Linked DNA regions of Homo sapiens: region 1 is linked to region 2. A link is a loop called in an ENCODE intact Hi-C map of the cell type or tissue named here. Cell type or tissue: dorsolateral prefrontal cortex. All regions are shown on one strand. Each heading gives the region's core, and the rest is flanking DNA. Links, peaks and the distances in the headings are about the cores only.

The links. Peaks named below come from ENCODE experiments on the same cell type or tissue, not always from the same donor. Only the 100,000 strongest peaks of a DNase experiment are listed, where the experiment ranks them.
Region 1: it touches region 2 in a loop (3-fold over the local background); 7 of 110 quality-filtered maps call a loop at or near these places.

The regions. Positions count from the first base shown.
Region 1 is chr15:68,614,561-68,625,637 of GRCh38, forward strand. All of the region lies in intron 1 of CORO2B (coronin 2B), which reads left to right. Among named protein-coding and RNA genes, the nearest start is that of CORO2B, 41 kb to the left of the region's middle. RefSeq lists an enhancer at 1-291. In dorsolateral prefrontal cortex, for the core only: a CTCF peak has its summit at 6,424; DNase peaks (open chromatin) are centred at 3,971, 6,331, 8,871, 9,201 and 1 weaker place; H3K4me3 peaks cover 1,590 bases; H3K27ac peaks cover 8,000 bases.
Region 2 is chr15:68,668,906-68,679,982 of GRCh38, forward strand. All of the region lies in intron 2 of CORO2B (coronin 2B), which reads left to right. Among named protein-coding and RNA genes, the nearest start is that of CORO2B, 95 kb to the left of the region's middle. RefSeq lists enhancers at 433-932, 5,034-5,534, 5,109-5,158. In dorsolateral prefrontal cortex, for the core only: CTCF peaks have their summits at 4,246 (motif pointing left), 5,288 (motif pointing left) and 5,508; DNase peaks (open chromatin) are centred at 4,176, 5,276 and 7,306; H3K4me3 peaks cover 690 bases; H3K27ac peaks cover 450 bases.

The sequences.
Region 1 (11,077 bases), core at 2,172-10,171, 54 kb before region 2:
GACTAAGACAAGGAGAGCTCCTGAATGACTTTAGAGGGTCATGAGAGGAAAGCCCCGGAGCCCTCACGGTCAAGGATGTGTCTGGAGGCTGTGCTGGAAAGTGCCTGGGAGGATTTCAGGACTCCCGGGAGCCCTCTGGGGAAGCGGCTTCCTTTCCGTTCCTGCCTTGTGTGCTGGGGGAGGGGCTGGTTCCAGGGCTGCAGCGGGCCCTTTATCCGCTCCTCTCAGCTCTGACTGGAGCGCTTTGTGTCCTGACTGTGCCCCTCACAGCCTCTTAGTGACGGGCCTGTTGTCCAAGATGGTCCCGAGGCTGGTCCGGGCCTGCGCCCATGTATTATGCAGCAGCAGCTGGGACAAAGCTCCTGTGTGTGGAAGTCGGGTGGGGTGGGGGCTTGCTCCCCACAGAGTCCTGTTTACCAGGCACTGGGATGTGAGAGGGTGGGATGGTGGGGATGCTGTGTACAGGAGCTGGGCTTCTCAATGCTGCCTCTGAGAGGAGAGAGGTGAGGGCATTGTGGGTGCCACAGCAGGCTTTCCTGGCTGAAGCAGGAGTAATGGCTTAGTTCAGGTTCAGGACAGCCAGAGAAATGATCCTCCACCTCCCAGGGCTCCTAGGCCGGCTCAGGATGCACTGCTTGGTCATTAACTGGGTCTCTCTGACTAACCGTGACCCCAGTTAGTTAGTAATTCCCTAGGGCACCCATGAGACAGGACTAATGTCATCCTTTCTAATCAAAGTGGACAGAGAATCAGTCATTTTCCCTGGACCAGGACTCTTGAGGGGTGCTGCCAGGTCTTGCTCCTCTCTGTGTAACCCGGGGGGCCTGGTGTAGGGCAATCACACAGTGGATGTTTGTGAGATGCAAAAGGGTTTTCAAATATTTGTGATGTTTCCATTCCTGAGCCATTGGCTGTGGCTTAGGCTTAGATGAGAAGCAGAAGTGCTATGGTTGAAAAATGTTTGTGTTCTTCCAAAATCCATGTTGAAATCTTAACCCCTAAAGTTATTAAGAGGTGGAGCCCTTGGGGTGATTGGTCATTAACCAGTCACCTTTATGATAAATCATGAAGATTAAGGCCTCATGAATGGGATTAGTTCACTTATAAAAGAGACCCCTGAGAGGCCCTTGTGTCTTCCACCATGTGAGGATGCAGCTAGAAGGCCCATCAGTGAATCAGAAAGTGGGCCATCACCAGACACCAAATCCGTCAGTGCCCTGGTCTTGGACTTCCCAACCTCCAGAGCCATGAGAAATAAATTTATGTTGTTCATAAGCCACTCAGTTTATGGTATTTTGCTACAGAAGCCTGAAAGGACTGAGACAAGAAAGAAGATCATAGCCTTCCTTCCTAGATGCTTACTGCTTGATAGAGACATAAACTTTGCCCAGATGAGCAGGGTGGAGGAGGCTGCCGTTTATAGAACACCTACTGTGCGCCAGACCTGCTGGGTGGTTTACATGCAGCGGCTCGCTCCCTCCTCCCAGCAACCCTGTCCAACATGAAGCCTTTTCTCTGTTCTGTGATGGAAGAACCCAGCTCAGACTGGTTAAGTAATTGCCCAAGGACTGACTCTACGGCCTGTGCTTTTGTAGTAAACAGTATAATGATGGGCATAATTGGGTTGCTGTCGGGGATATGGCTAATCAGAATTATCACTGGAGCCTTCTCATAATAATACCCCTGCCTCTTCCCCATCACCTCAGATGCACTTATTCGGGGGAAAAAGGGTTAAGAATCTTGGGCAGGAAATGTATAGCTTTAAAAAGCTCTCTGGTCATCCTAGTTTCTTCTCAGAAAAGTATTTAGCATTATTTTTAGTCTTATTTATAGATTTTGGAACTTTACTATGACTCCAACAGAAGGGGAAGGTCTTGCTCAAGGTCACCCAGCCCCCACCAAGGTCTCTTGCTGCCCGGCCTGCTGGCTTTACTGCCATGCTCCACTCCCTTAAAAGCAGGCAGCTGCCCTGGATCCAGATTCAAACCGCCTGCTGGGTGCCGTGGGCCATTGTGCAAGTCTTCCAGGCCGCGGTCGAATGATTCTGACAAGCGGTGAGTACGGCTGTGTCAGCGCGTGGGCCCCAGCGCAAGCAGGCAATCCCATGTCATCTGCGAGATCTCCCATGGGCGAGGGCTAGCGTTATCAAGGGCCCCGAGAGCTGGGTCTTGCCTCTTGGGTGCACGTGGTCTCATGGGGGAGACAGACAGGTGTGTGCAGAGGATGGCACAGTGTGCCAAACTGGATTTGGTTCTGGAACCAAACACACACAGCCAGATTAATTCCAACTGCATGGATCTGAGAAGCCTTGCAGAATTGGAGTTTTGTTTTATTTGGAAGACATGCCTGAGGATAAAACAAAGGGTTTCAAAGGAAGAAGGGAAAGGAAGGAACTAAAGTTTACAAACACTAGGTATTTAACTTGCCTTGTCTCATTGAATTTTCCCAAGAACCAGGTATATGGAGAGTAGTAACCCTGGTTACCAGATGAGGAAGCAGGGCTCTGAGGGGTCAAAAAAATGGTCCAGGTGTTGTTGGGACTGAGACAGAGCCAGGTCTGTCAGCCTTCAAGCCCGTGCTTTCCAACAACATTGGCTTTCGTGGGCTCCAGGGAATGGGATGAGTCATATCCTGACACTGGTGGCTGTGGGGAGTGGGGGCTGGGGATGGGTGGGAAGCCAGAGGCAATGAGGAGGAGACAGGTGCATCAGCCACTGTGGCCTGTGGCCTCTTGTCTCTGCAGATCTTGGAGCTAGGCTCACACCACTTTTCACTCTTCTGTGTTTTTCAAGCACTTTTCTGTTTAATGTATCCTTTGTCCTCCCTTCACTGGTAGTCTGGGAACCAAAGGACTTGGTTCTAGTCCCAGTTGTGCTACTCACCAGCTGTGTGACCTTGAGCAGGTCACTTGCCCATACTGGACCTCCACATTCCCACCTATAAAATGAAGGGTAGTGTGCGTGTGTGTATGTGTGTGTCTGTGACTATATATGTGTGGTTGGGTGTGTGTGTGTATGCACATGTTCATTCTCAGCAAACTCAGTGTGAATAGTAGGACCAGATAAACTCTAGGTCTTTCCTTGCTGTGTTCTCTCCCTTTTGGGTGGGCAATGCTGGCATCATCACTCTCATTTTATAGAAGATGAAAGTGGAGTCTTAAGAGGGAGTCCTGGGTAAGCAGGGACTAAGCCATACTATGCTCTTCCACTCACTTCTAACAACCTCAACTTGAAATCCCCAGTGGGTGGTTGTCGTCCCAGTGGGTGAGCCCTGTGCCTGAATGGGGCCCTTAGAGATTGTGGCTGAATGTGGGGGTTTGCATTTGAATCTTAGGCTACTGGAATGCCCTAGTAACATGCCATTCTGGATTACTAGATTTTTCAATTCACTTCAGTAAATATTTATTGAGCATCTACTATGTCCCAAGCTTCCTACTAAGTGCTGGGGACAGAGTTGAACAGAGTCAGTACCTGCCCTCCAGGAACCCAGTTAGTGCTGTGGCTTTCAGACTTTTTTGCTATAGTTGCTAGTGAGAAAAATCATTTTGTTGTGACCCAATACACACACATGCATACACACACACACACACAAATACATGTTATATATACAAAACAAAACCAAAGGTCATGATATGCACTCTATTTTCTAGTCTTTTCTACTCTGCTTCATTTTTTTTAAATACTGGTAGCAGCCTACCACTTTGATTTCATAACCTACTAGTAGGAGGTGACCCTCCAGTGTGAGAAACATGGGTTGAGCGTTGCATATATTACACATGTTGTATTACATGTAAATCATGTGCTATGGAAAAGGAGCAAAAAAATGAATTAATTTGGGAAAATCACAGAAGGCTCCCAGTTCAAGTGGCACTTGAGCTGAGTCCAGATGTGTGAAAAGATTTGAGTAAACAGGAAAAGGGGAAAGGCAGCCAGATGGAAGCAACAGTGTGATCAAAGGCTGGGAGGCGTGAGTGCGCAGCTGAGGAGATAGCACTGATGTGCCTGGCACATGAGCAGTGCTCTTCCTGGGTTATCACACTTGGTTCTCAATAATCCTATAGGACAGGGACTTTTTAGCATATTTGCTGCCGAGGCGAGCACAAGGCAGGGACTTTTTATCTCTTCATGTTGCAAAAGAGGAAAATGGGACTCAGAGAAGTTATGTAACTTGCCCAAGGTCACATGGCTACTAAGTGGTAGAGCCAGGATTTGAATTCAGGCAGTTACATTGTGATCTAAATATGAGGTTCCTAGACATGTGCCCCTAAAAATACTTTGAGCTAGTTCAAGGGGATGTTCGAATACAAGCCTGAAAATTTAAAATTTCATTCTGTAGGGAAGAGGAAAACATTTTGCGATTTTGAGAAAGGGAAGTGACGTGATCAAAAATTTATCTAGGAGAGGATCACAGTGGCATCAGCATAGAAGATGGGCTCAAGGAGAGGCAAGGATACTTGTCAGAAGATGGTAACAGCATCTCCCTAGTCAGGTCAGCAGCCCCAGATACAATTACATCATATTTATCTTTGGGATGCAGTTGAGGATATTGCTCATATATCACATACTGATAGGAATGAAAGGAGAATGAATCATGTTTTCCTTTTTACTTTGACTGCTAGGAAGCCCAGAGCCCCAATCTGTGTTACTCTTCCAGGGAGCATTCAAGAGCTATTAGCCTTTTATATATTCATTTTGCCTTGCCTTAGATCACCTACCCTCACTTTCCTTTAGCCTGAATTTTATCACTTAGATTTTCATCCTGCTGCAATGTATGCATTTTAGTATGATGCCTTAGAGAAGGATGTAAATAAAATACAAATAAAACACACTGAAGCAATTGGAGAGCATTTTTTGTGTGTGCAAGATTGAAAGGTCTTAGAGGGCTGGACTGTCTTATCATCCCCTGGGGCTTCTGTCGTGGTGCTGGTGCCAGGTGCGTGCATCACATGGATGTAAACCTTGGACTGTTGGAGCTGGAAATGTTCCAAATGGCTCTCTCTCCCTCTGCTTCTCAAAAATGGACATAGACTACCAGTAGTACACAAGATAGTCCCAGCAGGGCCTGAATAAACATGGTTGGGTGTAATTGTAAATGCTGGGTGTAAATGTGTGTGTGTGTGTATATATATATGTACACATACATATGTGTACCCATACATATATGTACATGTACATATATATGAGTGCGTGCATGCGTGTGTGTGTGTGCACGTGTTCATTCTCAGCAAACTCAGTGTGAATAGTAGGACCAGATAAACTCTAGGTCTTTCCTTGCTGTGTTCTCTCCTTTTTGGGTGGACAATGCTGGCATCGTCACTCTCATTTTATAGAAGATGAAAGTGGAGTCATGTTTTTTTTATTTTTTATTTTGAGACAGAGTCTCACTCTGTCTCCCAGGCTGGAGTACAGTGGCACAGTCTTGACTCACTGCAGCCTTTGCTTCCCGGGTTCAAGCAACTCTCCTGCCTCAGCCTCCTGAGTAGCTGGGATTACAGGCGCACGCCACAACACCTGGCTAATTTTTATATTTTTAGTAGAGACGGGGTTTCACCATGTTGGCCAGGCTGGTCTCGAACTCTTGACCTCAGATGATCCACCCGCCTTGGCCTCCCAAAGTGCTGGGATTACAGGTGTGAGCCACCATGCCCGGCCTAATTGTCGTATATTTATTTAATGTGTTTTAGGAAAAAAGGTAGCTAGGACATCAAACTGTGATGTCATGGCTTAAATTGCTTAGAATGATGTTTGTACAGATATTTAAATGTTAGAAAGAGCCAATTTAAAGAAAATTTTTAAATAAACATGGTTCGGGTGATTTGTAGAAATGGCAAGAACATGTTGGCAGTGATACACAAATTATGAAGTTTGGAAAACACTGATTCCATTCAACCTCTTGTTTGACAAATGACTAAACTGAGGCCCAGAAAGGACAGAACACTTGTCCATGAGTCTGATAAGTTATTTTAAGCCACAGGAGTAAAGAGGGTCTTCCCCTTCCAACCTCATTCAAAAGTCTGCGTTTAGGGAACACCTGGTCCCGCATCTTGCTTTTGAATCAGTTTTATATTTCCAAAGTGCCTTCTCTGTTTTATTCTCTCATTCCTTTTTTTAATCTGAGTCTTATCAAGCAGCTATAGTAGGGTAATTATTTCTTTGTTTTGCAGATAAATAAACTGAGGCCCAGAGAGGGAGTGTGCCTGCCGTCACTCAGCCACTCACTCAGCCAGCTGAGGCAGGACCAGGGCTAGAAGGTTTCTAGGCCTTCCCACTGTGCGTGTCAGGCAGGGTTGGGCGGGGAGCCAGTTTCTCTGATGAAATCCCCCAACAAAGGGTAGAAAGTCTGCTGGGGTAAATGCAAGGCAGTCTGCTGGCCGAGCTCCACTTGGGAGCACAGCGAGCGGTACAGGGCCTATTATATGCTGCTCCGCTTCCGGGAAGCTATTACTTTCTGAAGGAGCCACAGATGTTCTCCTCGCCTGCTGATTAACGGGTGTGTTACTCAGCTTGGAGTGGACGGATGAGATCGGCAGTGAATATTCTCAACTGTGTGACCACCATAAACCCTGCCAGTGCAGGTGTAGGGACCCTCAAGGCCATAAGCAATGTAGCCACAGCGTCTAATGAGCAATTGAGCATCTTGGAGGTGCCAGGACCTGTGCTCATGGCTGGAATGGAGGCACAGACAAATCACACACTGCCTCCAGCCCCATGGGACTCAGTCTGCTAGGGGAAGCAGACACATAAACAGTTAGCTGGAGAACAACGCAGTGCGTGCCAGCATGGAGACCTGGAGCAAGCACGATGCAGGGAGTGCTGAGTTCTTTCTCAGGGACCAGAGAGGCTTCGCAGCGCTGGAGACATTTGAACTGTACTCGTACTATTGAATAGGGTTTGGCAGGAGGAGATGAGGAGGAGGCATTCCTGAAAGGGGACCTGCCCAGGGTTCCACACTGGCCTGAACTGGAGACCAGCACATGTGCACCTGGGATGGGAATGAACTGTGGCTCTGTCTTCATAACTCTGCCTTTCCAGATGGGTTGGTTACCAGAGCCTTGTGAGAAGAGATTGGCCTTGCTTTGGTTTGGTTGTTGGTTTGTGTTAGGGAAGCAATGTGACTTAAGAGGACAAGCTTTGGGATAATACAGACCTGGGTTCAAAGCTCAGTTCAGCTCCTTGACAGTCACGTGACATTGGGCAAGTTTCACTTCTTTTTTTTTTTTTTTTTGAGACAGGGTCTCCTAGGCTGGAGGACAGTGGTGCAATCATGGGTCACTACAGCTTTGACCTCCCAGGTTCAAGTGATCCTCCCACCTCAGCCTCCCAAGGAGCTGGGACTATAGGCACATGCCACCATGCCTGGCTAATTTTTCTGATTTTCTTATTATTTGTAGAGATAGGTTCTCACTATGTTGCCCAGGCTGGTATCAAACTCCTGGGCTCAAGTGATCCTCCCACCCCTAAGTGATCTCCCGATCCAAAGTGCTGGGATTATAAATGTGAGCCACTATTTGACCTTCTGAGTCTTGGTTTTCCATCTTTAAAATGGGGATAATCTCTTTTGCTTAGGAGTGAGAATTAAATGAGACGAAGTTGGAGAAGGACTTAACCCATAGCCAGGTTTGTAGTGGGTGCTCGGTACATTCACGACAATTGTGGCAATGCTGCTGGGTGAGTGACTGCATGTGAAAATGGAGTGTGTGGGGGCATGGGCATGTTTTGAGACTGCCCAGCTGGGTGGACTGTGTGACTGCAGTGTGAGGATGTGAGGGTTGGTTGTACATTCCCTTGAGCGTGAGCTGACTGGGGAAGACATGCCTGATGCTGTTGAAGGCCATGGGGATTTGGTATGGGGTGAGCTAGCCTATAATTCACTCTGAGTTGGAAAGGATTCTCCAGTGTCATTCAGTTCGACCTGAACCTGCTATATGAGTCCCATCCTTGACATCTGTGCTAAGTGACCTCCAGTTTCTTTAATTGCCTTCAGCAATGGGGAACTCACCACCTCCCAACACAGCAAATCCTATCGTTGGACCTCACCGACTACTCATTAGAAACAGAAGCAGCTCAGCCCTATGGAGCACCTTCAGAGTCACAAGATTCACCCCCACACCCCATTCATTCATTCATAGATATTTGCTGAGCACCCTTACTACCAGATACTATTCTGAATCCTGGGGATGCAGCAGAGGACCAAGGCAGACACAGGCTCTGTCCTCTCAGAGTTTACAGTTTTGTTGACCTTAACTCACAACACCCCTGTGAGGCAGGCAGAAGAGATTAGAATGATTCTCATTGAACAGACTGGGAAACAGGCTGGTGGTGGTGATGGTGATGGCTGATATTTATAGATACTTAGCACGTGTCTGGTGCTTTGTATACTTTAGGGAATCTAATCTTCATGTCAGCCCTAGGAGGTAAACCCCATTAATATCACCCCTCTTTTAAAGATGAGAAGCATAGCTGGGTGTGGTGGTGGGCACCTGTAATCTCAGCTACTCTGGAGACTGAGGCAGGAGAATCACTTGAACCTGGGAGGCAGAGGTTGCAGTGAGCCGAGATCACGCTACTGCACTCCAGCCTGGACAACAAAGTGAGACTCTGTCTCAATTAAAAGAAAATAAAATTTAAATTAAAAAAAGATGAGGAAGCAGAGAAGTGATATTGTTTGCTTAGGGTCACACAGCGAGGAACCGGCCCGGCTCTTTTAAGCCCGGGCCCATGCTGCCTCTTGAATCAAGTCATTGAGACTCGCCAGAGCAATAGAGCAGGGGCCTTGACTGAAGCTGCTGGATGCAGACCCTGGGTGCTTTGCACCACCATTGGAAGGTCATGTGGGAGCCCTGGCAGTGTCCATGCATGTGGAAGCCTGACGTGAGTGACAGCCAGTCTGGCCCACCCACAGCTGTGTTTACACCACCTCCTCACCCCCACCCCACCCCATCCCATCCCAAAGAGCCAGAAGTGAGTGAGGTCAGCCTCTCCCGCCCTGCATGTAAACAGAGGCTGGAGGACCAGGAGTCATCTCAGGGCAGTGCGGTTGACTCCTGGTGGGAGAAGCCAAGGGCAGCTTCAGGTTCCTTTGCTCCAGAAATCCTGTTGGGCGTCTCCATCCCAGCATCCAGGAGCCTGTTGCTCCCAGGAGCAGCAGCAGCGGGTGGGAGGGCAGGCAGGGCTGGGTGAGGATTACCGCATGCTGGATCACGGCTGCTGGGTAATCCCCGTTTGTGCCACTTGCAAAGCATGAGGTTGGAGGCGGGTGTGTTTGAGCAGCCCCAGCCCCTCCATTGTCGACACCACGGATTACAGCAGCTTCTCTCTGCAGCTGAGCGTGGGTCGCACAGACTCCTTGACTGCTGTGTTGGGAAGATGCCCTTTCTAATTCCTCCTGCTCTCTGCCCAGCCCTCCTCAGCTCAACCTCCAACAAGAAGGAGGATTTTCAGCCCTAGAGACTGGGTGATGGAAAGAGACTTGAGACAGACTTAAAGGACTGGGGTGGCGGGTCCTGCTGTCTTGAGCAGGTGACCTAACCTGTAATTCTGTCTCCTCATCCCATAAATGAGGATAAAAAATAAAGCCAGCTGCCCAGCTTAAGTCAGGTAATCCATGTCAGGGTGCTCTGTAAACTAGAGGCACCACTCTACCAATGTCGGCTATTAGAATCAGCCATGGCACAAGACTTGCAGTGGTGTGAGACTGCAGTCCCAGCTGCTCGGGAGGCTGAGGCAGGAGGATCCCTTGTGCCCAGGGAGTTTGAGGCTGCAGTAAGCTATGATCACCACTGTACTCCAGCCTGGGCAGCAGTGAGACCATGTCTCTAAAACCAATGACAACAACAAAAATGATATTAGAATCAACAGTGAGCACGACTACCAACACAAATAACAATCGTGATCAGCACCACATGAGTCTGTGAAAGGTACTGTTCACAGTGTTTCCTCCAGCCTGGAACTGATATTAGGAACTACCGTCCCTTGGGCCTAAAACTAATATATGATGTATTAGTTGTGCATTCAAATCACCTTGGGGGCTTTTTAAACATCAGACCCAAGAGTTCCTGGGGTCCATGCCCAGAGATTATAATTCACTAGATCTGGGGTGGGGCTGGGCATCTCTGTTTTTTTTTTTCTTTTCTTTTCTTTTTATTTTCTTTGAGATAGAGTCTCGCTCTGTCACCCAGGCTGGAGTGCAATGGCATGATCTCGGCTCACTGCAACCTCCATCTCCTGATTCTCTTGCCTCAGCCTCCTGAGTAGCTGGGATTACGGGTGCCTACCACCACGCCCAGCAAATTTTTGTATTTTCAGTAAAGATAGGGTTTTGCCATGTTGGCCAGGCTGGTCTCGAACTCCTGACCTCATGATACACCCACCTTGGCCTCCCAAAGTGCTGAGATTACAGGCATGAGCCACTGCACCCAGCCATGTCTCTGTTTTTAACTCCAGTGCTAGTGGTCGAAGACCACTCCTGCCCAGAGTCAAGGACACTGCAGGACAAGTGACTGTATGCCCAGGGTCCCTTCCTCTGCACCACACTCGGCTGTTCCTGAGCCTCCTTGCAATGGGCGGTCCGAGCATGCCGCTGTATGCTGGAAGGACCCCGTCTTCTCAGGTGCCACGCAGGGTTTAGGAATCTCTAAACTTGAAGCTTTTCCACAGTTTATTTTATGCAACTTTCTCTATCTAGAATGGAGACAAACGTGTCTTCAGCTAATTTTTTTTTTTAACTCGGGTTCTTCGAGGTATAATTTACATGCATTAAAAAAACATCTTTTTTAGTGTCCACTTCTATGCATTTCACAAATGCAAACAATCGTGTAACCACCATCACTATCATGATACAGAACATCTCCACTGCCTCCTGAAATTCCCTCCTGTCCCTTTGTGGTCAGGCCCTCCTCCCACCCCCAGGCCTTGCCAGCATTCATCCGTGTTCCATCTGTAGAAGTTGTTTTTTTCCAGAATATTATATCAATGGAATCATTGGGTATGCAGCCTTTGAGCCTGCTTGTGCACTCCGTTACAGGTTTTTTTCTTGTTTGTTGTTTCTTGTTTTGGGTTTTTTTGAGACAGGGTCTTGC
Region 2 (11,077 bases), core at 1,946-9,945:
CCATCTCTACTAAAAATACAAAATTAGCTGGGCGTGGTGGCATGTGCCTGTAATCCCAACTACTCGGGAGGCTGAAGCAGCAGAATTGCTTGAACCTGGGAGGCAGAGGTTGCGGTGAGCCAAGACCACACCACTGCACTCCTCCATCAGAAAGAAAGAGAGAAAGAGAGAGAGAGAGAGAGAAAGAAGGAAGGAAGGAAGGAAGGAGGGAAGGAAGGAAAGAGAAAGAAAGGAAAGAAGAAAGAAAAAGAAAAGAAAGAAAGAAAAGAAAAGAAAGAAAGGAAGCAAGCAAGCAAGCAAGCAAGCCGGAGACAGGACTCGGCCTTGAGAAGCAGGGAGCCCTGTTCACGCCCAGACCATGGCCTGTTCACTGTGCTGAGGTGAAGGCGACTTGGAGCCTTTATCTCTCAGGACACAACTGGGTGTGTGAAATCCACACGGGCATCTTGGCACCTCTGCAGTTGGGCAGATTCCCTAAAGGGAACAGGGAATCTTGCTGGCCAGGGCCAAGGTGGGAAGTGGCTGTGAAGAGTGTGGTCAGTTTTCCAGCCTGGTGGGTGGGATGTGTTCTCTGACTGAAATTGCAGTATGCTTTGCGTGAATGCATGAGTGGGCCAGGGCTAGGACAGCCAAGAAGAGCAATCTATTCCCGGGACTGACCTTGACTTTTGGCCTCACTTTCGTTGAGCTCAATGGGCAATGCTGGCTCTGAGTTAGCTGTGAGTTTCAGGAAAAAAAAATTCAACTTTCTAAAAATATCAATCCAATGGTGGGTTTTGGGCTCAACAAAGAAACCCCTGACAGTTTCCTGTTAATAAAATAAATATATTTTTCTTGGAGAAATAAACCAAATAAGAAAAAATAAATAAGGCTGGGTGTGGTGGCTCATGCCTATAATCCCAGCACTTCAGGAGGCCAAGGTGGGTGGATCACTTGAGGTCAGGACTTCGAGACCAGCCTGGCCAACATGGTGAAACCCTATCTCTACTAAAAATACAAAAATTAGCCAGGCATGATGGCGCATGCCTGTAATCCCAGCTACTCAGGAGGCTGAGGCAAGAGAATTGCTTGAACCTAGGAGACAGAGGTTGCAGTGAGCCAAGATCATGCCACTGCACTCTAGCCTGGGTGACAGAGCAAGACTCTGTCTCAGAAAAAAAAAAGGGGGGGAAAAATAAAGAAAAATTTAAAAATTTTTGAAAAATTATGTATAGATAACCAACTAGTAGAGGTCTGGATCAGAATCAAGATGGCAAAGCAGAAGTACTTAGTGGTTTGTTTTGTTTTGAGACAGGATCTGGCTTTGTTGCCCAGGCTGGAGTGCAGTGGCGTGATATTAGCTCACTGCAACCTCCACCCGCTGGGTTTAAGCTATCCTACCACCTCAGCCTCCCAAGTAGCTGGGACTTCAGGTGTGCACCACTAAGCCTGGTTAATTTTTTAATTTTTTTTGGTAGAGACAGGGTTTCACTGTGTTGTCTAGGCTGATCTCTTGAAATCCTGGGCTCAAGTGATCCTCCTGCCTCAGCCTCTCAAAGTGCTGGGATTACAGGCATGAGCCATCGCGCCCAGCCAGCAAAAATATTTAGAATCATTAGTTTCCGTAGATGGATCAGAAGTGAAAAGGGGCAATGAATGTGATAAGGAACTAATACACAGAATTAATATCTCTGATATACAAAGAGCTCTTATAAATTATTAAGAAAAAGATAAACACCAATACACCATTAGGAAATAATTGAGGACCTCATAGAATCAGAAGATTCACAAGCAAATAAATGCAAATATCTGCTAAGCAAATGAAGATATAAGCAACCTTACAAAGCATCAAAGACTTGCAAAGGAAAACAATGAGATATTTTTCATCTGAAAATAAGCAGATAAAAATATTATAATATTGGGTGCTGTCAGGGTTATAGGGAAATGGCCATTCTCTTGAGTTGCTGACAGGAGTGTAAATTAGTACAACCATTGTGAAAGGCATCTTAAAATTCATAACAAAAGCATTTTTTTAAAGTGCAGATCTATTACCTAGCATTTTCACTTACAATAATTTATCTTTTTAAAAATTCATGTGTGGAAGAATTCAGCTACTATGTTTGCCTCAGCCTTTTTAGAGTATTGGAAATTATAAAGCACTTATGGATCCAAAAGTAGGGAATTGCATAAGGTATTGTAGTACAGCCACACTGAGGAATACAACGCAGCCGTGAAAATCATGCTGTTCAAGAATGTTCAATGGCACAGGAAAAGGAACCACAACCACTCTCTCCAGCTGGGCATAAAATGGAGCTGATACTCACCACGACATAATAGGAATTATTCTTCCTCTGTATTTCCCAATTTTTCTGTTGTTGTTTTTTTTTCCTACTTTCTTAAAAAGTGAAGAGGAATCTTCTGGAATGTCAGGGACTGTGCCCACAGTTTGAGACCCAGGAAAATTGGCTCAACATCCCTGTTGGCTGTAGACCCACATATGAGCCAAAGCCTCACCCACATGGCTTACCTGCCTCAGTTTCCCATATCAAAATCTGAGATGATAATGCCTGTTCTGCCTCCCTCACAACAAATAGAAAATATAGCTGTGTTAATGTTCTGTTGTTGCATAACAAATTACCCCAAAATGTGGCTGGGTAGTTCTGGTTCAGGGTCTCATTTGGTTGCGTTAAAGCTGTCGGCCAGGGCTGCAGTCATCTGAAGGCTCGACTGGGGAATATACACTTCCAAGCTCATTCTTGCAGCTATTGGCAGGAGGCCTCACTTCCTTGCAGGCTGTTGGCCAGAGACCTCAGTCCCTCACACCTGGTCTCTCCATAGGCTAAGTGTTCTCACTCATGGCAGCTGGCCTCCTCTGAGTGGTGATCCAGGTGAGAGCAAGAGAGCCCAGGCAGAAACTGGAATCTTGTGTAACCCTGGCCACATTCTATTAGTAACACAGACCAACCCTGGTGCAATATGGGAGGGGACTACACAAGGCATGTATACTAGGAGGTGAGATTACAGGAGACCATCCCAGGGTTAAAGTGCTTAACAGGGAAAGGTGTGTTCTAAGGGGCAGTCAGGGGCTATCCATAAGCTCCCAAAGTTCTGACTGTGCCCAGCTTTTTTGGAAGCCCTTGAGAGCATGATGGGGCCCACAGGAATAGTGAACCGGGGTGAAAAGATCCCACTCCACTTGTTCGCTGAGTGCAGCATGGGGAAGATTTATATCTAAAGTAACAGCAACTATCCCTGAGCAACTTGGTAATCGGGAGGTGTGTGTGTGTGTGTGTGTGTGTGTACTTTTTTGGTGTTTTTCAAGTCATCTTCTTTGAGTATGCATAATTTTCTGGTTTTTAAAAATTTTTTGAGACAGAATCTCACTCTGTCGCCCAGGCTGGGGTGCAGTGGTACAATCATAGCTCACTGCAGCCTCAGTCTCCTGGAATCAAGTGATCCTCCCACCTCAGCCTCCCAAAGTGCTGGGATTACAGGCATGAGCCAAGTACATAGAATGTTTGTATAACAGCCGGGACATAGATGTGCACCACCATGCCTGGCTAATTTTTGTGTGTGTACAGATGGGGTCTCACTATGTTGCCCAGGCTGATCTTGAACTCCTGGACTCTAGCAATTCTCTTATCTCGGCCTTCCAAAGTGCTGGGATTACAGACGTGAGCCAAGTATAATACACATCATTTTTGAAGTTAAAACAGAAATGTCTGAGGACAGTGAATTCATCTGACTCTCAAAAGAGACTGCAAGTGATACAGTGGCTCAGCTTTGGAAGTGAAGAAATGGTGCCTCTAGAACCAGGAAGAATCCTGTTCTGGGATGGAGTGGCCTAGGGAGAGGTGGAGAGGGAGGAGATACATCAGGCAGCAAACCAGGCCCCTTAGGTTATGAGGCAGGGACCTGCCACCCCATGAGCCTGCCCCTCCCCACCCCCACCAAGTGGCCAGGGACTGCAGGTGGGATGTGAGAGCCACATAATGTGAGCTCGGCGACCTTAGAGCAGCCCCTCACATCACAGTTTGGATCAGATGCGCCTAATGGGGGGTACCAGGGTGTGGGGTATGGGTTGAAGATGAGATCAGGTGCAGGTGGATGTGAGGACATAGCAGGCAGGAGAACCCACACCCCCAGGGAAAGGGTCTACAAACAAGTTGTAGCTTACAGGGGTGGTGAATGGGGGCCACTGTGAGTGCTGGAAACCTAAGCCGGTAGGTGGGTGGTGGAAGTGCAGAGTCTGCCCTCTTCTGCCCTTCAGCAGTAACTGAAAGGGGTGTCATTTGGAATGTCAGAGTTGGAAGGAGCCTCAGAATTGATTGGGATCCATCAATCTCTTAAAGATGAGAAAGAAAGAGGAGGTCGGGCACAATGGCTCACGTCTATGATACCAGCATTTTGGAAGGCTGAGGTGGGAGGATTGCTTGAGCCCAGGAGTTCCAAACCAGCCTGGGCAACCCTGTCTCTCAAATGAAAAAAATAAAAAATTAGCCAAGCATGCCTGAGTCCGGCTACTTGGGAGGCTGAGGTAGGAGAATTGCTTGAGACTGGACAGTCGAGGCTGCAGTAAACTATGATCATGCCACTGTACTCTGGCCTGGGCACACAGAGTGAGACACTGTCTCAATAAAATAAAATTTTCTTAAAAAAGGAAAGTGTCTTGGCCGGGCTCCGTGGCACATGCCTGTAATCCCAGCACTTTAGGAGGCCAAGGCAGGCGAATCACTTAAGGTCAGGAGTTCGAGACCAGCTGGCCAACATAGTGAAACCCCGTTTCTACTAAAAATACAAAAATTAGCCAGGCGTGGTGGCATGCGCCTGTAATCCCAGCTACTCAGGAGGCTGAGGCAGGAGAATCACCTGAACGGGGGAGACAGAGTTTGCAGTGAGCCGAGATGGCGCCACTGCACTCCAGCCTGGGCAACAGAGCGAGACTCCGTCTAAAAAAAAAAAAAAAAAAAAAAAGGACAGTGTCCCGCTAAGACCCACAGCACCGTGGGTGACTAACTAGGAAAGGGACTCCAGCTCCCAAGAGCTGACAAATAAAAGAAGGGTTGACTTTTTCGGTGGACCCAGAAGCAGCAGTAGGAGCTTATGGCAAAAGTTAGAAGGAGGCGGATTTTCATCTCATTATGAAGAATTTTCTAAGTGATGGGCACAGTTGTGAGCTGGGGTTGACTGGGAGCGGGAGAGAGGCTGCGTGTGTGTCTCGGGTCCTGGTCGGCTCAGTTCCCTCCCACAGAGTCTAAGAGCTTGGATGTGGCTGAGAGTAGCGCAGCCACCGCCCTCTGCTGGTGGAATGCTGGTAGCACAGCTTTCCTGCTTGGCCACGATGCTGCCCTCTGGCTAGGCGAGGCTTTCCAGAGAAGAAGCAACCCTTTGGGGTCTGAGAGCTCCCTGCTGGGGGCTTCGGGACGGTGGGTAGTATATATTCTCTGCACACATGTGCCCGGAAGACAGACGAGGCCATCAGAATGCCCGCCAGTGTCTGTAACTCGGGACTGAAGCCAGCGAATGCCCCAGGTGATTGTGTGCCCTGGGTCTTCAGGTGACCCTGCTGCCCCTTCCTGTGAGCAAGGTCTCCAGAACTGACAGGTGGGATGGGGCACTGGCCTGGGTGTCTGCAAACCTGGGTGTGGCCTGGCACAGCCATCACCCTCTTACTCACTGGGTGACCTCAAGCAAGTGCCCTCCCCAAACTGGACTTGCACTGGCGGTGGGGTGGAAGAGTAGGGGCCCTGACCGCCAGAGAAAGGCTCGTGGGCAGTGGCTTCTCCGTGGAGCACACGCGAAGAACATCAAACTCAGCAGTGCTCCATGACCTCACCAGGCAGGGTTGGAGTAAGAGTTTGCCCTGATCCCAACTACCTTATTCCCTCTTTCTCCCTCCAGCCTTTCCACCAGTGCCCTCATGCTCTTTTCCCTCAGACCTGCCTTCAGGAATATTCTCAAAGCTTATTCAGAATGAGTCCACAGTGACCAATATTATCTCCCACTACACTCTCTTTAGGGGTATTTTTATTTTATTTTGAGAGCAGCAAGGTGGAGCACGAAAGGAATGAATCCCTAATAGTAGAACTTCAGGTATCAGTCAGCTAGAGAGTCAGAGATTCTTTTATAAGGCAAAAAGACTTAGGCAAGAAGAAAGAGGAACTCTTCCCCCTTCCTTTTGTACTGGTCAGACCACAGGCTGGAACTACAGTATTGTTCTCAGCTCCGTGAGCCACACTGAAATTGGGAAATAGAGCAGAAGGTAATCTGAAGAAGGCAGCCATGATGGCGAAAATACTTCTAGTCCAGCATGAATTGGAATGTTTGTACCCCGCTTCAGCATGCTCTGGAATTCCCCTTGCGGCAGCTGCCTCCCATTTTGCTGTCAGTCATTCATGAGGATTTCACAGTAACTTTGAGGACAGGAAACAAGCTGTGTCAATTCCCTTTCCTCGGTCAGTTCAGCCTCTGCTTGGGCCTTTGGAGCTGTCTCTTCCTCTAGCTCACCTTCCCAGGGAAAGTAAAGCCTCTGAGGGCAGGAATAGCATCTTCTAGGCAGAGGAGGGGTATCCTGTGTCTGGAAAGAAATGGGGACTTGAGGAGGTAGGAGGTGAAGTTGTAAATTCTAGTTTGAGCTTTGCCACTTAGTTGCTGCGTGATCTTGAGCAAGACCATGAACCCTTCTGAGCCTCTGTTGTCTCATCTCTGAAGTTAGGGAAATGATAACTCCTCCACAGAGGTAGTGAGACTCAAATAAGATGTTTATAGATCTATTTTTGTAAAACCAAGGTCATGGAGATCATAACAAGTTAGTACATATTTAAAGTGCTTAGAAAACATTAACACATTGTAGGTTCTCTGTAAATGTTAGCTGCAATTCCACCTCCTGGAAGAGAGAATTTATTCACTTAACAAATTTTTACTGAGCACCTTCTCTGTACCCGGCACTGTGGGAAGCACTGGGGACCCAGCAGTGAACAAAACAGACAAAAACCCCAGCCTTCATGGGGCCTACACGCTAGCGGAGGAGACAGATAATAAAGTGGATTATAGGGTATAATATAGTATAATAATAGAACAGAAATGGAATAGAATATAGAATAGAATAGAATAATGCTAGGAGGAGAAATTGATTAGGGAAGGGGACAGGGGTGTGGGCAGGTGGAGGGGTGGCTGAATTTAAATACAGTGGTCAGGGAATCTGATAGGCTCAGCTTGAGTTAGACGCTCATCCTGGCCCAATCAGCTGTGTGTTTGTGTGTGCAAGGGCACAGTGTGGGCAGATAAGGATATCTGATTGGCTCAGCTTGAATTAGATGCCCATTATGATCCAATCAGTTTAGCGTGTGTGTGCTGGCAGTGGCCCACACTTGTGGTGCTAACATGACTGCTAGCGTCCGCATCTGTGGGTGAGGGACATAGGAGTCATGATGAGCTGCACAAACCCTCCAGAGGATTCTGAATTGAAGCAGGACTTCTGCCTCCTGGCCCACCTTAGCCTTTAATTTCCGGGGGCCAATCTAGCTTCAGGTCACCTTCCTCAGCTGTCAGGACTGAGGTGCCAGAGGGTAAGGGGTCTGCAAGGATAACCACCGCTGCCTAAACCCGTCAAATGCCAGACACCTCCATACACTGTCCCTGTTCCCCTGTGACATGGGGCTGCTATTCTCAGAAAGCTGCAGAGGCAGGACTTGAACTAGAGTCCATGAGACTCTCAAGCTGGAGTGCAGGTCTCAGCCGTGTTTCCCAAGTCCTGCTGTCACCTCTGTGCTAGCATGCGCACACCGCAGCCACCTGAGGAGAGTGTTTAAAATGCTTGTTCCCAGAGGCCTTGACCTGACTCAGGAGGTCTAGAGGTGGCCCAAGATCTGTGTTTTTTGTTTCTTCTGGATTATTTTTTTTTTTAAGACAGAGTCATGCTCTGTCACCCAGGGTGGAGTACAGTGGCACCATCACGACTCACTGCAGTCTCTACTTCCTGGATCAATGGACCCTCCCACATCAGCCTCCCCAAGTAGCTGGGACCAGAGGTGTGCACCACCATGCCTGGCTAATTTTTTTTCTTTTTTTTGTAGAGACAGGTTTCACTGTGCTGCCCAGGCTGGTCTTGAACTCCTGTGTTCAAGTGATCCTCCCATTTCAGCCTCCCAAAATGCTGGGATTACAGGCATGAGCCACGGTGCCCAGTCCAAGACCTGTTTTTGCAGCACTTTCGGGACTGTGCTCCCCGCCAGGCCTGGAGCCCCGGAGGCACACCCTCCCTCTCCTCCAAGCCATCTGTCAGTGCTCCCTCTTCCTCTCCAAAGCTTGCTCCTCTGCCCTTCCTGCAAAGCTCCCAATTGAACCCCAAGCCCCATCACTATATTTGCAGGGTGCACTGCTGGTCATTCCCACTGGGCCTGAGCAGAGACTGCAAGTAAGAAAATTCCAGAACCTCAAAGGTCACCCCGCACAAAGCCCCATTGTACAGATGATACAGATGAGGCCCAGACAGGGATAGGGCTAGCTGAAGGCCACACAGCAGAGGGTGGAGCTGAGACCCTCTCCCTGTCATGCAATGGCTAAGGACAAGGGCCCCTCTCTGCCACAGAGAAAGCATTTCCTTGGGCAGCTGGGAGGCAGCTTTTCTGGGAAAGGCCAGATGGTGGCGGGGGGATGCTGAGGCTGTGCTCCAGGGGTTTTCAGGGATTTGCTTGGAGAGGCAAAGGTTACTTGGGAGCGGACCTTCAAAACCTCCATGGGCAGGAAGAAAATAGCTGTCTTTGTCATAGGCCTTGGTGACTTCGTGTTGGGAAATTGTCCACCCTGTGCCAGCCCCTGTCCATTCTGCAGATAAAACAACCCTACCAGGTTGGAGGGTTCCTCACCCACTGCCCAGCCCCATTCTGTGTGTCTCCTGCCTCCCCTCTCCTGATATGTCTGTTCCTGCCTTCACCCTCTCCTTCACCATAGCTGGGTGGCCAAGTCCCCTCTACTGTGTCAAGAACAGGTCCTGATCCCCTGGTTCAGCCAGCCACAGGCTCTCTGCAGCCATGGAAAAACATGAACGTTGGCTGGATTGAGGGTTTCCTGTTATTTCATGAAAATCTCCTGCCTCTCGGAGGCCTGGTGGGGCCCAGCCCCCTGGCCCAGGAGGCTGCCTTGCCCCTCCATAATTAACAGGAGCTCTCCTTTCCCCTGCAAGGTCTGTTGCTTCCTGACAAAGGCCTAACATGCACTTGACTTTCCCCCCAGATGACTTGTACAGCACCCGTGCCACTGGCTGCTGGCTGTTCCTACAACACTGGCGGGGTTAGGACCTTTCCCACTGAGTCTGGGAGGACAGCAGACCCAGGTCCTGTTGTCAGAGAAGGAGTCAGGCAGAACAGCCTAGCACTCCATAGTAAGAGCAGGGGGAGGAGGAGGAGGAATTCCCCAATTTCTGTGTCAGTGTGAGCCCTTTCTCCCCTCCCTCACACTGAGCCCCCAGAAGGGTGCCCCAGGCCTGTCGGGCAATAACAGAGAAAAGACAGCAGGCGGTGGTTCACACCTGTAATCCCAACACTTTGGGAGGCCGACTTGGGCAGATCACCTGAGGTCAGGAGTTCAAGACCAGCCTGGCCAACATGGTGAAACCCCATCTCTACTAAAAATACAAAAATTAGCCAGGTGAGGTGGTGGGTGCCTGTTATCCCAGCTACTCAGTGGACTGAGGCAGGAGAATCATTTGAACCCAGGAGACAGAGGTTGCAGTGAGCTGAGATTGTGCCACTGTACTCCAGCCTGGGCAAAAGAGCGAGACTCCACTTCAAAAAAGAAAAAAGAAAACAAAAGAAGGCAGCTGAGCGTGTCCAGGGATCAGCAGGTGGCATAGCCAGCACCAGGCTCAGAAGAGCTGCCCACACCATGTCCCCTGGGAGCCCCAAACTCAGGCACCACACACCCAAACTCCAGCCTTCATTGCCGGTCCTCCAGTGCTCAGATAGGGAAGAACTAGAGTAGAAAATGTAGCCCCAGGTTACTGGACAGATAGTGGATCTGGCTAGAGGCCAGGGGACCGCTGTACTCAGGGTGTGTTCCCCTCCCTGCCCCTCCAGCAGCCCAACTTGGCTTGACAGTAGGACCCAGTCCCTGACCTGGCCCTCCGAGCTGGTCAGGCAGAGTGAGGGCCTTCCCAGAAATATCACCTGCTTCTCACTCGTGGATGAGTTCAGTAGATATTTATTGAGACTCTACTATGGGCCTGGCACCGTGCTGGGTGTTGGGATACAGTAGTGACTAAAACAGACAGAATGTGGTGGAAGTGACATCCAAGGGAATCATCCCATCTTATTCATCTCTAGGTGGCCAGCTCCAGGCCCAGGGAGGGTTCTTGTCTGTGTTTGGTGAGCTGGGTGGAGATTCAACATATAACCCCAGACTGGCAGAGCTGGAAGGGCCCTGATGGTTCAGGTCCACTGTGCAGACACTTTCTGAGCACATGCACCGGGGCAGCTGGCCATGCTAGGCCTGTACAAAGATGGGTTAGACACATACCCCACCCATGGAAAGCTCACCCTTGGTGAGGGTGACAGCCATGACAGCCATTAAGCACAGTACAAAGGAGGGTCTGGTCCGAGGGGCTGTGCAGAGCACAGAGGCAGAGGGAGGAAGCTAACCTGCATTTTGCAGATGATAATAATAACTACCATTTATCGAGTGCTTCTGTGGTGCCAGGCCCCGTGCCCAGTGAGTTTGTATTTATTGGCTCATGTGGAAACTGAAGCCCTGGGAGGAAGGAACTTGCTCAGTCAGTCATTAGCGTGAGCTGAGCCAAAGTAGACCCTGACTTCTAGGGGTTCGGAGTGCAATATGTTCCTTCTCCCACTACCCCAGCCCCTGAGGATCAACCAACCTCCACAGATGCAGCAGAGAGAAAGCTTGGGATGGGGAGGGACTGGTCATCTCAGCATGGGGCTGTTCACTTACAATGTAAAGGACATTTTCAAGGCCATAGATTCCCAGGGTCATTACCTCGGAGGTGGTGCATCTCCTTCTCTGGCCCCTTACATATCCCTGATGGAGCAAGGCTGAAGTTCTGAGCCAGAGGTCCCCTGCCCTGCCCACAGATTCCATGACT